Regions from separate parts of the Homo sapiens genome. Here regions 2 and 3 are each linked to region 1. Evidence: chromatin contacts called from ENCODE Hi-C or POLR2A ChIA-PET data. All regions are on one chromosome and are shown on one strand. The core of a region is the stretch at or near the end of the contact, and the rest is flanking DNA. Distances in the headings are between cores, read along the strand shown. Region 1 has its middle 31 kb from the start of KCMF1. Region 2 overlaps ST3GAL5 (ST3 beta-galactoside alpha-2,3-sialyltransferase 5). Region 3 has its middle 11 kb from the start of GNLY.

Region 1 (3,101 bases), core at 216-2,715:
TAATCCCAGCACTTTGGGAGGTCCATGTGAGAGTCCAAGAGTTCAAGACCAGCTTGGGCAACATAGTAAGACCCCACCTCTACAAAAAATTTTAAAAATTAGCAGGGTGTGGTGGCACACGCCTGTGGTCAGCTACTCAGGAGGCTGAAGTGGGAGGATGCCTCATGAGCTGTGGTCACACCACTGCACTCCAGCCTGGGAGACAGAATGAGACCCTGTCTCAAAGAAAAAAAAAAAAAGGCACACTCCTGAATCTAAAGAAGTACAACTCTTTTTTATATAAGACCAGAAAAAAAATAATAAAACTCTATCCTGGAGTTTCTTATAAAGATGACACGTGTGATTTATTACTCATTTAAAAAGTGAAACCAGAGGAGAAACATCCTGAGGTAAGACTTTAACTGAACCCTTATGTGGTATAACAGACCTTATTTTTCATTTCATCACGCTACATGCTAAGTTAGAAACAAGTTCCCATGCATGTTAGGGTACATTTATATTTATGCCACAGTGTCAGAGTCTACACAGTTATTTTTTTCTTTTTTTTTTTTTTTTTTTGAGACGGAGTTTCACTCTTGTTGCCCAGGCTGGAGTGCAATGGCACAATCTCGGCTCACTGTAACCTCCTCCTCCCGGGTTCAAGCAATTCTTTTGCCTCAGCCTACTGAGTAGGGATGCCCGCCACCATGCCCAGCTAATTTTTGCATTTTTAGTAGAGATGGGGGTTTCACCGTGTTAGCCAGGCTGGTCTCAAACTCCTGACCTCAGGTGATCCGCCCACCTCGGCCTCCCAAAGTGCTGGGATTACAGGCATGAGCCACCTCACCCAGCCGTGTCCACAGTTTTCTAGTTTGCTGAGCTGCGGACCCACCAGCAGGTCTGCAGGGAAGGGATGTTCCTGGTAGAGCTCCTTAGGCCTCCCTCAGATCCATGGGATGCACTGGGACTGTTCCTTTAGCTACACAGATACATGACCATGTTCATCCTCTGCAGTTATTTAGTTATTACCCCAATCTTTCAGTGAAGTCTCTGCTAGACAAATGGAGTTGTAAGGTGACCTTGGTGTGACGGCAGGGGTAGTGATTATGATGGTGGTGATGTGAAAGGGTAGTGGTGAAAGTGAAGGGGATGAGGGTAGGGGTGGGGGGTGGTTACTTAAGGCTGCAGTCTGCAGTCTACTGCCGTGGCTGCTGAGAACAGTCTCTATTTGTCTGCCGTCAGTCTATCCAGATCCTTCTACCTGGGGGAAGATCTGGACTGGCCAAGCCTGGTCACATGGCAGCAACCAGGTTGCAACCAACAAAATTTCCTCTCTGGAGGGAAAATTAATCTAGATTTAGAAACTGCCAAGAGCTGGGTTTCTCAAGCCACCTTGGCCTTGAACTTCCTCCAAGGGCGGTCATCAGCAAGGGTGTAAGAGGTACTTGGGAGCCTGCAGTTGGTGGAGCTGAGATGGGTGTGGAGACCCCGCCTTTGTGATGGCCTGCAGGTTTCAGTTTTAAGCACGTGGCTTTAAAGGGGACTTTCCCCACCAGAGGAGGAAGAACTGACAATTGGAACAGCCCCTGAGCTTAACAAACTTTGCTGAAAGCAGCTACAATTGTCAAGCAATAAAGACTGAGATGGTAGAGTGTCCACACAGCTGCCGGCCGCTAGAGCCAAGACTGAAATCCAGAACCTTAGCCTGACCAAACCGGGAGTTCGTGAAAGCACAAAGCCTTCTGTGGGAAGGAGAAGGGAAATGAAAGCTAATATTAGGCTAAGCAGTTGTTGATAACGTTAAAAGTTTATGCCAAGTCAATGTGAAGAAAGAAATGACCAAAGATGGGCTTTCTGGTGGAGGAGATAAAGGATCATTGAGATGAAATGAGACCAGCATACCTTCCCTGAGATGCAAATTGCCCTCACCCCCCAATCTCAGCTAGGGAGACTGGGGGAGGGAGCTCTTTAAAAAATCAGGCCAGGCACAGTGGCTTGCTCCTGTAATCTCAGCACTTTGGGAGGCCTAGGTGGGCGGATCACTTGAAGTTAGGAGTTTGAGACCAGCCTGGCCAACATGGTGAAACCCTGTCTCTACTAAGAATACAAAAATTAGCAGGGTGTGGTGGCGCATACCTGAAATCCCAGCCTGTGCAACATGGCGAAACCCCGTCTCTACTAAAAATAGAAAAATTAGCCAGGCACCTATAATCCCAGCTACTTGGGAGGCTGAGGCATAAGAATCACTTGAACCCAGGAGGCGGAGCTTGCAGTGAGCCGAGATGGCACCACTGCACTCCAGCCTAGGCAACAGAGCGAGACTCCGTCTCAAAAAAATAATAAATAAGTAAATAAATAAACAAAACATAATAAGTTCAAAATTCCAATGGTAAAAAGAATACACAGTGGAGTTTCCCACTCTGGGACACCCAGTTCCCTTCCCCAGAGGATCTACTGGTTTCTTTTGTTTCCTTCCAGAGCTAGTTTATACATATACAAATTATATGAGTGTGTATGCATATATATACTTTTTTCCTTTTTTTCCTACAAAAGGCAGCATATTATTAATATAACAGGGTTCAGATACATGCTTTTTCATATATCAGGATATCTTGGAATGATCCAGATCAGTACCTAAAGAGGTTCCTCTTTTTTTTATAGTTGCATAGTATTTCTTTATGCAGTTGCACCATCATTGTTATTTATGTTGAGCACAGAGGTTACTTCCAGTCTTAGTTATTACCAACAGTGCTGCCATGCAACACCTTATACAAATGTAATTTCATACACATGCAAGGAAAGAAGCAGTCCTAGAAGAGAAAATGGTGGCAAAATTTTGTTAGTTATTGCCAAATTGCCCTCCATAAAATTTACACCAACTTTACCCTCCCATTTGCAATACAGGGCGGTGCTCCAGGTGTGAATGGAGACGACTTCGAGCTCACTGTGCTGAGAAACTGCTTTTCAGAGGGCTTCTACAGAGCCCACAGGTGAGTGAGCCCCTGGAGGAGGGGGCAGCTCTCTCCTTCCAAAGCTCTTCCTTTATACCTTTCTCATCTGAAGTTATGAAATTCACCATGGTCATTTGTTTAGTCACTCTCCCCACTCTGGCTGTGAACTTC
Region 2 (3,101 bases), core at 376-2,875, 920 kb after region 1:
AAATCTCCCTGCTCCTCAGTTTCCCTGCCTGTGAGATGGGGATGATTGTAGCACCTACATCCCCAGGAATGTGATGAAAGTTAAATGAGCTAATATTACTAATACACTTTTAGAACAGTTCCTGGCACACGGGAGCACTAAACCACATTATAAACTAGCTAAACTAGACGTGAACTTGGGTGAGCAGCTCAACCTTTCAAGCCATCATCTGTAAGATGGAGATGATACTGGGATATCTCCCAGTCACAATGACTAAAGGAGATAATATATATAAAGCATCCATACATGTCAGTTATCATCCCTCTCATGCTACTTTATTTAAAATCATCTCTTCCTCCATCCTGGGCTAAATGTTATCAGATAATCCAGCCACTAAAATAATCAGTGACATAAGCATTTGATATGTCACTTGATTTGGAAACATAAATGTAAGCTGAAAGAAAAATCTTGCAATGCAATGTGAATTCATTAAAATTAAAAATAAAACACAGGAAGGACAGATGATACTAAGAGAATTTCTGGCCAGGCATGGTGGCTCATGTCTGTAATCCCCGACCTTTGGGAGGCCAAGGCGGGAGGATAGCTTGAGCCTAGGAGTTCAAGATCAGCCTGGGCAACATGGCAAGACCCCATCTCCACAAAAAATAAAAAAATTAGTCAGGCATGGTGGTGCACACCTGTGGTCCCAGCTACTCAGAAGGCTGAGGTGGCCGTGTTCTTGCCACTGCACTCAACCCTGGGTGCAGAGCGAGACCCTGACTCAAAAAAAAAAAAAGGGAGAAAAGAAAAAAGAAAGAATTTCTTTGTTGTTTACTTTATAGCATCAGGGCAAATTAATTCCAGGAGAGGAGCCCTAGAGCCTGTTGGGTTGAGCCCACCTCATCCCACACCCCAGCTGCAGTAAATGGGAGAAGGATACTGTGGAGTAGTTAGTGGTGGGTTTTTAGAAGAAGGTTGTCTTTGGTTTTGGAGTGCTGAGATTAAGTGCTTTCCCCTCTGAGTTCAAACTTTTATTAACATATATTTGTCACACAGTAGACTAATGATATTATAGTTTGAGCATATGCTTGGCAATGTTTTCATTTAAACCACACCAATGGGATATCTAACCTTTACATGGTCAGGGTCCACATAATGCATTTTTTTCATGTCACATTCTTCAGTAGTATAATTTAACTTGAGGATATAAAGGATCCACACTCCAAACACAAGCAATGTACATCTGGAAAAAAATCAATTAGGTATTATGATGTAGTCATGTGAGAATCATGAGATGCAATGTGAAACTGAAAACGGAATCCTAAATGAGTCTGCCTGCTATGCAGCATAAAACTACAATCTTTAAGTTGACATTGGGGTGAAAGGAAGGGGCCATTTCCTATTTTCCTGACAAGATAAACTAGTCATTTATGACTGTCTTTGTTATAAGCAAACACAGAAAAAACTTTTTTTGCAAGAGCACTGTAACAAAATCTGAATCACAATGTCAATTATTGAACTTAAAATCAAGTAATAGACTTGAACTACAGAATCTCGGCTTCAATCTTTTGTGACCTGAAAATTCTGTCAGTCCTTAAAAAAAAAAAAAAAAAAGAAAAGAAAAGAAACAGTTTATTCACAGTACGTCTAAAGAATTCTACCCGGAAGTGAGGCCGACTGGGAAATGAGACAGGACCATTAGTTACCCTTAAGATGACCTAAAAAATATTTTTTACAGATCTGATAAATTCACACTATTATATAGTTTAATACACACACACACACACACACACGACTTGGAGAAAAGAGCTGAGTCTAGTCTTAGTTTTAGAAATCTCATTTTTACTAAGTTCTCCAGTGACACAAACCGCAAGCTAAAAAGTTTCAACCAAAATTTAAGAACCACTGCTTTAAACAATTCTGTTCTTGAAAAAACAAATGCAAGAAATAAAGAGAAAGTAATCCATTTTCTAAATAAAGGGGCAGTTTTTTTTTCAAAAAAATTGCATCTAGCATAATATATTATACATAATAGATGCAAAATATTTCTTAATATTTGAGGATGAGAATACAATGAAGTGTTGCTGGGAGTGTTTTAAAAACTTTAAAATTCTCATTTAAAACAGGCTTCCCATGACAACTTGGACAAGTTGGGATTATGTATAATGATAAGTGAACAGGATGCTATCAATTTGTGTAAAAGTGGGTTTGGGCACGGGGCATGGCAGAGCACACACACACAAAATATTTCTCATATACACAAGAAACCGGTGACACTGGTTATCTTTAAATATGGAGGGTAAATGGGGAGCAGGGATGAGAAGGTGTTTCACTGAGACTCTTTAATACCTTTTGAATTTTCAATCTTGAAAACCTAATATTACCTATTCTTCTCTTCAGCCCCAGAAAAGGTGTTACATTCAGTGCATACACTTCCCTTATTTTGATTTAAAAAAAAAATAAAAGAAAAGGGTGTGAAGGCAAGCCCAGTGTCTGTAGCACATATCAGACTGTGCCTTAATTCCTGGAGCGAGTCCACCTCACCCACAGCCTAAGCAGCACAGGGCGCAGGTCTATCTCCCCTGCTGCCTTGTGGCTGGCGCCCAGCATGACGTCATGAACGTGGTGGGCCTCAATAAATATTGGTTGGTGACTCAAGGGAGGCTGAATGTAACATAAGCCTTATTCTTATAAATTTCCTTTTCCCCTACACTTCCTAAGTCAGTAAAGTGAGACAGAAGACTAGATTGCAAGGTTGGATTTCTATGTTTAGACATGAAAAAAGGGCAATTTTCAACTAGGTTTGACTGGTATATATGTAAAAAAAGACACCTGCCAAGTTCCTCCTTGATTAATTCTATCACTTATTAGGATATAAGGGTGACCTGGCTCAAACACCTGTCATCATTTTTAGTATTCGATATTTAACAGTATTCAAGGGCCTTCAGGGAAATTTAATTAACCATATTTTAGATTAACTTACAATAGCTAAGGGAAAAGCCCTCTTTTGTTAAATAAGGGCATGAAGAGCAGTGCACGGTGAGAGCTGCTCTCCCAGGCATCCAGGCCAAGGTAGAGAGCCTGAGCAGCTACTGGGCACTGTGCACTTACCAAATACAGCC
Region 3 (3,101 bases), core at 1-2,500, 770 kb after region 1:
TGTTGGCCAGGCTGGTCTCAAACTCTTAACCTCAGGTGATCCACCCACCTTGAACTCCCAAAGTGCTGGGATTACAGGCGTGAGCCACTAGGCCCGGCGGCTTTCAGCATTTCTAATGTGATATATTTATTTGTGGATCTCTTTGCATGTATCCTATTTAGAGTTTATTGAGCTTCCTGGGTATGTAGATTGTTTTTCAATAAATTCGTGACATTTTCAGCCATTATTTCTTCAACTATTTTTTTCTGTTTTGTTCTTTGTCTCCTTCTCTTCTGTATTCTGTTCTGCATATGTTGGCGTGCTTATGGTGTACCAGTCCTCTGAGGCTCTGTTTATTTTTCTTCATTCTATTTTCTCTCTGTTCTTTGGATTGCATAATCTCTATTGATTTATTAATATCTTCAAGTTGGCTAATTCTTTCTTCTGATTGTTCAGATTTACTGTTGAGCTCCACTAGTGAATTTTTCATTTTAGTAATTGTACTTTTCTTCTTCTTCTTTTTTTTTTTTTTTGAGATGGAGTTTTGCTCTGGTTGCCCAGGCTGGAGTGCAGTGGCGCAAGTTTGGCTCACTGCAACCTCTGCTTCCTGGGTTCAAGCAATTCTCCTGCCTCAGCCTCCCGAGTAGCTGAGATTACAGGCGCGTACCACCAAGCCTAATTTTTGTATTTTTAGTAGAGATGGGGTTTTGCCATGTTGGCCAGGCTGGTCTCGAACTCCTGACCTCAGGTGATCTGACTGCCTCGACCTCCCAGTGTGCTGGGATTACAAGTGTGAGGCACCGTGCCCCACTAGTTATTGTACTTTTCAACTCCAGAATTTCCATTTGGTTCTTTTTAAGAATAATTCTATCTCTGTATTAATATTTCTATTTGATGAGACATTATCATCATATCTTTCTTTACTTCTTCAATCACAGTTTTCTTTAGTTATTTCTGAACATATTTATAATGGTTGCTAGGAAATCTTTGTTAAATCTGATATCTGGTTGCTTTCACAGGCAGTTTCTGTTCCTGTTTTTTTTTTGTGTGTGTGTGTATGGATCACTCTTTTATTTCTTTTTATAGCTCTTAAGTTTCTCTGGGAAACTGGGCTTTTTAGACAATATATTGTCACATATCTGGCTACCGGTCATCCCCCTGCCCCTACCCAAGCTTGATACTGTTATTTACTTGTTTTGTTGTTTGGTGACTGGTTGGATTATTTTAGTGAATTCCCCCACCTGCCACAGTGTGAAGCCTCTGATGTTGCACCTTAAGGAGCGTTGCCTTGAGTGTACCCACAGTCATCCTGTAATGACAGTGGTTTTGGCGGGGCTCTCTTATCTATTTCTTTCTCTGACCACAGCTATCCGTTAAACTACGCTAATTCCTGGCTGATTGCTCTGTTGTTTTCAACAATGCCTTTTATGGAAAAACAAACCATGTTTTTCCTCTGCTCTTACACCAACACAACAACAATCAACACAGAAGACTTCTCTGACTCCTAAATACGTGGCTGTTTCTCCCCACCAGCAAGCAAGCAGTCAGTTCCGCAGTGGACACCAGCTAGGTGTCCTCCAACTCAATTCTGACGCTATTTATCTGGAGACAGTGTCAGATCCCACAGGTTGGGGGCTCAGTCCCCATAATTGCCTTGGCAGATTTGGGATTTGAATCCAGGCAGTCTTAGCTGTGAACCACCACACAAATCCACCTTTCTCCAAAGAATGGAGGCCTGAGCTCCCTTGTAACTTGGGGTAAATAATCTGGGCACATATCCTTGAGGAATAGCAGGACCAGAATGCTCTGCACAGGACTGGAAATGGCTGGGGGGAGGAAAACCAAGTCCCTGACAGTGTTGACCATTTCCTTCATCCTGTGAGGCAATGGGCTTGACCCTGCAATGTTCCCAGCACAAGTCTGAGGAGTGATGCAATAGAGAGTGGGTGAGTTGAGTAACCACTTGAAATTCCACTCCTCTCTTCCCTTTTCATAACAGGTGTCCTAACTTTCTGCCAAGCACACTCAGGTTTTCCATGTTCTGCTTAGAAGTTACCAACTGGCTGTTGGTTAGGCCTAGCAAATTATGTAGACTTCTTTTCGGCTAAGAATCATAGCAAGTTTATTCCCTCAGGGTAGGAAGGTCATATTTTTTCTTTAGGCTCCACCTTGGTCTTCCCTCGGAAGGGGAAATAGGAATTCTTTCTTCCTCAGGATGAGCTCGTATAAGGCCAGGCTCATTGATGATAAGAAGCAGAAATGGACTCAGCCTAAATTAAGACAAGGGAAGTGACAGGGCGGCCATGGCTGCCACAGGATGGAAGGGAAGGACTAGAACAGAGCTTAAACAGACAGGGGCCAGGCAGCTCAGATGGTTTTGGAAGCAGGGACGGTTCCACAGTCTTGCCTAGGTGCCATTACTGGGATGAATGAGCTTCCACCACTCCTTCTGTCCTTGTGTTTCTTACTCCATAGTCACATTCCTAGGAAAGCAAGTCCAAGCTTAGTTCTCATGCCTGCCTTTGGTTGCTGTAAGATGGCGAGAGGAAAGTCAGGCAGCGGCAGGGCACCTGGAAGACCCTTTTGTCTTAGGAATGGGATGGCGGATGCTGGGTTTACTCTCCACCAAGACTGTACAAAGTAGGTGCCAGATAATTCTCCAAAAGAAGATAGGCAGAGGAATAGGCAGTGCCAAATTCCCAGCACAGCTTGTGCTGGCAGGTGGGTACTGTCACTGTGGTACTTCCAAATAGGAAGAGATGTCTCTGACAGAATCAGGAACTGGATGGAGATTTACCCGTAGAAAAATGGTGACCTAAGTGAGATATGCTTTCCCCTTGCTCAGGCCGAAAACCCTGGGGTTCTTGCAACAGACTTCCAGCACGCCCCCCGTGGGTGCCTCTTGCCCTCTCCTGCCACTCATGGGAGCAGGACTGGTAGTATGAGGACACTAACAGGGGAAGTGACTGCCGTCATCTTGATTTCCTGTGTCTGAGCCTCTTATTCTGTGGTTAGATGGACACAAGGTCCCACAGTGGGGCCCCATTGCCCCCCTCTCACCCCCCTTTTTAGCCATGTTGAGTGGGTCTCTGTTTCTTGCTTCAAATGGAGCCTCTTGCTTC

The links. Hi-C counts contacts between places; a loop is a spot of excess contacts on that map. ChIA-PET counts read pairs that join two places held with the same protein, here RNA polymerase II (POLR2A). Pooled maps may share reads with other maps.
Region 2: a loop to region 1 is called in a map with no recorded cell type, with 5 times the contacts of the local background. The contact joins two enhancer-like sites. A Hi-C loop is called at or near these places in 2 of 37 single-sample maps with no recorded cell type and 2 of 50 pooled maps.
Region 3: a pooled map shows a loop between it and region 1 (4-fold over the local background). The contact joins two enhancer-like sites. A Hi-C loop is called at or near these places in 2 of 50 pooled maps. POLR2A ChIA-PET finds 5 or more read pairs at or near these places in 2 of 52 experiments (GM12878 and OCI-LY7).

What each region holds. Positions count from the first base shown.
Region 1 is chr2:84,938,331-84,941,431 of GRCh38, forward strand. No RefSeq gene overlaps it. Among named protein-coding and RNA genes, the nearest start is that of KCMF1, 31 kb to the right of the region's middle. RefSeq lists an enhancer at 1,179-1,688. Within about 2 kb of position 1,466, at least 13 of the 41 ENCODE cell types and tissues checked have a DNase peak (open chromatin) inside an H3K27ac peak, as active enhancers do; they include GM12878, where a contact is called at or near this core.
Region 2 is chr2:85,860,071-85,863,171 of GRCh38, forward strand. ST3GAL5 (ST3 beta-galactoside alpha-2,3-sialyltransferase 5) reads right to left here. Exons shown (of 7, transcript NM_003896.4): 3 at 1,111-1,222. Among named protein-coding and RNA genes, the nearest start is that of ST3GAL5, 27 kb to the right of the region's middle. RefSeq lists an enhancer at 1,227-1,306. Within about 2 kb of position 1,626, at least 6 of the 41 ENCODE cell types and tissues checked have a DNase peak (open chromatin) inside an H3K27ac peak, as active enhancers do.
Region 3 is chr2:85,703,866-85,706,966 of GRCh38, forward strand. No RefSeq gene overlaps it. Among named protein-coding and RNA genes, the nearest start is that of GNLY, 11 kb to the left of the region's middle. RefSeq lists an enhancer at 1,095-1,596. Within about 2 kb of position 1,251, at least 22 of the 41 ENCODE cell types and tissues checked have a DNase peak (open chromatin) inside an H3K27ac peak, as active enhancers do; they include GM12878, where a contact is called at or near this core.